Regions from separate parts of the Homo sapiens genome. Here region 2 is linked to region 1. Evidence: read pairs that join two places in POLR2A ChIA-PET (ENCODE). Cell type or tissue: HepG2. All regions are shown on one strand. Each heading gives the region's core, and the rest is flanking DNA. Links, peaks and the distances in the headings are about the cores only.

Region 1 (2,804 bases), core at 218-2,717:
CTCAGCTCACTGCAACCTCCGCCTCCCGGGTTCAAGCAATTCTCCTGCTTCAGCCCCCTGAGTAACTGGGACTATAGGCACGCACAACCACGCCTGTCTAATTTTTGTATTTTTAGTAGAGATACGGTTCCACCATGTTGGCCAGGCTGGTCTTGAACTCCCGACCTCAGGTGATCCACTCGCCTCAGCCTCCCAAAGTGTTGGGATTACAGGCGTGAGCCACTGCGCCCAGCCGCAGAACACTTCTTTTAAAATACCCGCATAGTGTGGTTTTCCTAGAGCCGTTCCCTAAACTTAACTGCTGACTCAAGTTGAGTGTCTGAAAGTAAAACCTTCAGAATAATCAACATCTTGAAGAGCAGAAAACAAAAGTAATTAGATCCCCCAGGCTATCTCTTTGAATTTGTGGCAAGGGGAGTTAAGGGGGATTTATTTTAATTATTTTCTTCACACTGGCTGTGTGTAGACGCCCACCTAGCGTGTGCCCAGAAGACAGGAAGAAAAGAAACTGCTGAGAATGGCTTGATTTTGTTTCCTTCAGAACCATCCAGACACCCCTTAACTTGCTCTGTGGTCAGCCATCCAGGATGCCTGTGTTCTAGTCTGGGGTCACCGCACGCTGCCAGCAGGACTCCGGTGCCCCCAGCAAAAGGAGTGTTTTTCTCTGGCACCCTTGACAAACCAACAGAGGACCAGCTTTTGTGCAGTGATTGTCACCTTTTGGAGGGGAAACTCTGCTTATCTGAATGAGAAATTTTCGCAAGGAGCCTCGCCCTTGGAGTCTTCAAGAGAGAAACAAGCTTGTGGGAAGAACCCATGTCACCTGCCTGAATTTCGCTTGGAAACTGAAGAAAACAGGCTGTGGAGGGCGCAGCAGACCACTCAGCAGCATTTTCAGTGACCTCACACTTTCCTCCCTTATTCACAATAGAGCTCTCATTTATTGAGCACCTATTGTGTGCCCGCCCCTTTATAAAATCAAACCTGGTTTTTACTATGATCTGGGGGAGGATGCTGTTAATTAGCTCCTCTCCTTCACGTCTGAGGAAGGAAAGGCGGCCAGGGAGGTGTGCATCTGAATGCAAACCTGAGTCTGTGGGGCTGCATAGCCTCCTTCTTTCCCACCCATCGTGTGGCCTCCACGGTCTCTACATGCACATGAGCCAGTCTGGAAAATAATTTCCACTCACTTAGTTATGTTGCTGTCATGGCTCTAGGAATGTGGCCTAAAAAGCAATCCAAAGTTTCAGATTCTCTGCCTGACCTGTTGCTTGCAGATAGCACAAAAAAGCAAGCCGACCTAGGTTGGTGCCTATTTTCTTGAAAAGTTCCTGTAAACCCTGTGTCACCTGCACACACTGAATGCTCAGCTGTCCCTGTCAGCCGAACCTCCTTCCTCCTGCAGGAGGAGAATTCAGCACAGCTAGAATCAACCGGCAAACCTCCCACCCCAAACCCCAGGGTCACGGCCATCCAGAGAGCTGGACGCGTGAGCCATGAGGACAAAGAGCAGTACTCACAGGCAGCCGGGAGTGACTTGCTCTCTGTCCTCTCTCTCTCCTCTCCACAGTGACAGTTAAGAGGCACAGAAGATGTGATTGCCATTTATGTAGACAGAGTGTCTGCCTCCCCGAAGCCAATCAGAGCTGCCGGCTCTGCATTATTTACTGAGCAGCATCCCTCCACCCTCCCACCACCTCCTGCCCCCACTCTGCCCCCAGGGGGAGAGAGCCATCCTAGCAGGATGGAGAGGAGCATCAGGGCCTGCTGGGACTGGCGAGAGGCCAAGGAAAAAATGGGCCCTGTGTTCCCAGGCACTGTGTAGGATGCAGATTTGGGGCCAGGGCTCCTGGGACTCTCCCAGCAACTTTGAGAACGACCAGGCTCCACTCCAAGGGTGAGGAAGGGACGGCGTGGCATTTGGGGAGTGCTCACTCTGGGTCTGCTCCTTCTGTGAGGGACTATTAGGACCCTGTGATACCCGGGAGGCTCAGGGTCCCAAGCCCACTTCCCCAGATGAGAAAGTGAAGTGAGATGTAGATTAGGTGTTGAGCCGCATGCATCTCAAACTCCTGTGCTGTTACCCTTAAGCCTATCAGCATCTAAAACATGGTTTGGGCTCAGTCTCTCCTCCCACCATGGGGCAGCAACAGGGAGGATCATCTTCCCCACCTCCACCCCCTCCCCCCACTCCTGGTTGATGGGTGCAATAGAAGGAGCAGGACTCCGTTTCTCCTGAAGGTGCACGCAGAGTCATGTGAAGCTAGGAAAGGGGCCTGGGCTTTGCAGAGGAGGAAGAGTGGAGAACAGGGTCCACTCAGATGACGAGCAGCCTGCAGGTGCCCCTGCCCCGACCACACACACATGCACACACACCATGCACACTTATGCATGCACACACATACACAAGCATACATGCATGCATGTTTATACACACTACACACGTACAATAGCACATGCATATATGCATGCATACCACACACACATGCACACACACACATACCTAAGTGCATGCATACACACACATACACATACCACATCCAGGGCTTGTGGCACAGTCCAGAGCTAGAAATGCCCCAAGGAGAGCCATCCATCCTCTGACTTTAAGCAGCATCTTTTCAAGGAAGAAGCTACCCCTCTAGAGCAGAGATCCCCATGGAACTGGGACAGAGGCAGCGGCCTTCCAGGCAGCAGAACATGCCATGAGTGCAGGGGCTGCAGGGCGGGGACCTGGCAGGTGGTACAAGTGAGGGGATCCTGGTCTCAGCCTGTGCATAAGCAGCTCCCTCCAGCAGCCGTGCAGG
Region 2 (2,804 bases), core at 130-2,629, 54 kb after region 1:
CCAAGAATCTGGAGGGGTTGAGGGACAGGTGTGACTACCCTGCGCTCGGCTGGTGCTATGAGAGAAGCAGAGACTGCGTTTGCAGAGACAGGCAAGCATGGCTGGTGTGGGCTGGTGGGAAGGGAGAGTGCCAGCTGCTGCTCATACCTCCAGCCCCGCCTGAGGCTGCCTTGGGCCTCTAGCTGGTGTGAATTAGACGCCTATTACTTATAACCGAAAGAGTATTCCCTGAGCAAGGTATGAGGTGATATTTTGGAAAGAAATTTTCCCCTAAGGAGGGGCTCCCCGTATTGTGTGTTCTCGGGATGTGGCTTGGGCTATGGCTCATAAGTCAGCCTACAGGGCAAACTCCAAGCACAACTATTCACTGGCTACTGGATGTGGGCAATGTGGCCAACTTCCTATCCCACAAGGGGCTGTGAAGATTAAGATAATGGATGTAAAACTGTCAGTGGAACATATCATGCACAGTAAGCATTCAGTAAATATCATCTACCATTATGATTATTAATACCACCACAACCTCATCAGGGGAAAAGGAGTGGGCTCTGCCTATAGGTGTGTGCACATGTGTATGTGTGTCTATGTACATGTGTGTATAATGTATGTGTATGCACAAAGGTGTATGTCTATACCTGTGTGTATGCACAAAGGTGTATGTCTATACATGTATGTATGCACGTGTGGGTATGTGCATGTAGATGTGTGTGCACACGTGTGTGTGCATGCCAGCACACACATGCATGCAGAGGGTGGGCAGCATTGTGTCTATTCCTGTCTGACCATCCCCACAGCCAGAGGCCCACACAGAAGCCATCAGCTCACTCAGTACCATGCAGGCAACCCAGGTGACAGGCTGGGGGTCCCCTCCCTTGCCCCACCTCCCCTTCCAGCTACTAGTACTGGGCTACAGCCACAGCCCACCCTTTGATGCCAAAAGCCACCCTCCCTAAAACACTGAGCCCACTAGCCACATTATCCATCCCTGTCTGCTTGTCCTTGAGCTTCTGAGCTACTCAAGGACTGATAGCAGCAAGTGTACAATAAATGTTTTTACAGGAATGGATAAATCCAGTGTGAAACTATGTTTCTGTTGAAGACAATAGAAGCAACAATCAAGTGCTGGGCAAGAGAAGAAGTCAGTCTCCTGTGGGCTGCTGAGCATGCGCGCCGTCTGTGGACAGCTCGTGGGTACCTTTATGCAGAGCCCGTGGTCTGTAGGGGCGTTGTACTGCTTCCTGCCAGCGATCAGGGAGAAGATGTTGCTGTCCTCCAGGTCGGCCAGCAGCTGCAGGTGTCTGGGTTCCTGTGACAACACTGGCCAGGTTAAAGTCTCAAGCACAGCAAAGAGCAAATGTGTTCACCTCTGGTAGACAGAGGGCAGTCTCTGCACACTTACAAGCACTTTCCCCGATGACACTATACATATTACATATGATTATTACGCGAGGTGTAATAAGTGCTAAACTAAAACCAAATTCACCCAGTCTCACCCAAAACACCCACTTCCCCAGTTCTCAGACACACAAGGCTGTTGGAACGTATTTGATACTTCTGGCAAATCAAAGCCCCATGACCGGATATTCAAGATAAAAAGCAGGAGAAAATCTATAACCCAAAGGTCAGAGTTAAGAGCACAGGGCCTGTCTGCCTTTGGTTTGTTGTGAGTCCAGAGTCCAACCGTACTTTGGGTTTTCCCACTGGTAGCTTGCTTGTCCCACCCTTCTCCTCCTCAACTCTCCAGCCCAGCTCTGTTTCCTGCTCTACGAAATACCCTCCCAACTTCAGCACACACGAGGACAGTGAGCGGGCCACACAGCAGAGCTGGGAGGTCAGGAAGCTACCATGCCCTGTGTCAGTTCAAAGCCCCTCTCTGCAGACGCCCCTTCTCTCTGGCCCAGGTGTCGGCAGCTGCTGACTTCCCAGAGCCGGCCCCAACACCTTCCCAGAGCCGGTTCCCAGATGCTCAACACCTGTGCTGGGGTCCCGCCAGCTCCCTTTCACCTCTGCTGGCCAGAGCAAAAGAGACCACAGCCCTCAGATGGTAAGTGCTCAGCCAGGTATTGGGTGGACAAGGCTCCTGCCACAGGGTATATGTGGACAGCACAAGAAGAGAGCAGACAAGAGTGTACATGGGAGCAAAGGAGCCTCCGGCCTAAGCTCTCTTTTGAGGGCCTGCAGCTGTTTTCCATCTCCCACCTTCTTCTCACTGGGGATACATGCAAGCCTGCAGTTTATTTCATGAAATATCTATGATACATAAAGTTACACTGGCATTAGGGTGGCAATAGTCTATCAAACATCTTTACAGCTAGCTTAAATCCCAACTTATGAGAACTAGGCCAGTCTCTGAAGTGATGGGGCAGCCAGGGGTGTCTGCTCCCAACCCGCAGTGGGGGTGGGGCTAGGCAGGTGGGGTTCTTAGGCCTGTATTATTTATTACCTAGTTTCTGAGCGAGACCAGGAAACCTGTGACTCCAAGTTCAGCTGCTGCACAATTAGCTTATTAAGAAGTTGTCCTGAGCTTGGAGGAGTCTAAGGTGCATTTAAAAATGAAGCCCAGGTTCACTCTGAGGACCTGGGGGGAGTGACTGTGGCAGAATTAGGGCTGGTGGTGGTAGCTTTTAAAGCTCACCTTTGAAGTTCCCTTGGTGGAGCAATAAAGGCCAGATCTCCGCAAACACACATACAGCTTTTTCCATGATTTCTTTCCCAGCTCTTTCACATGCAAAAACCCTTGAATTTCAGGACAACTACTGGAGTTCAGAAAATTCTGTTGAAGAACAAATTTTTAAAATCACATA

The links. ChIA-PET counts read pairs that join two places held together with the same protein. Peaks named below come from ENCODE experiments on the same cell type or tissue, not always from the same donor. Only the 100,000 strongest peaks of a DNase experiment are listed, where the experiment ranks them.
Region 2: POLR2A ChIA-PET joins it to region 1 with 12 read pairs; 3 of 35 experiments call an interaction of 5 or more read pairs at or near these places.

Annotation. Positions count from the first base shown.
Region 1 is chr7:50,559,494-50,562,297 of GRCh38, forward strand. The region is part of intron 1 of DDC (dopa decarboxylase); the gene reads right to left. Among named protein-coding and RNA genes, the nearest start is that of DDC, 4.5 kb to the right of the region's middle. In HepG2, for the core only: no CTCF peak of the experiment used is centred there; a DNase peak (open chromatin) is centred at 1,558.
Region 2 is chr7:50,613,575-50,616,378 of GRCh38, forward strand. It overlaps GRB10 (growth factor receptor bound protein 10), which reads right to left. Exons shown (of 19, transcript NM_001350814.2): 11 at 2,636-2,773; 12 at 1,196-1,306. Among named protein-coding and RNA genes, the nearest start is that of DDC, 50 kb to the left of the region's middle. In HepG2, for the core only: a CTCF peak has its summit at 1,377; a DNase peak (open chromatin) is centred at 1,647; H3K4me3 peaks cover 760 bases.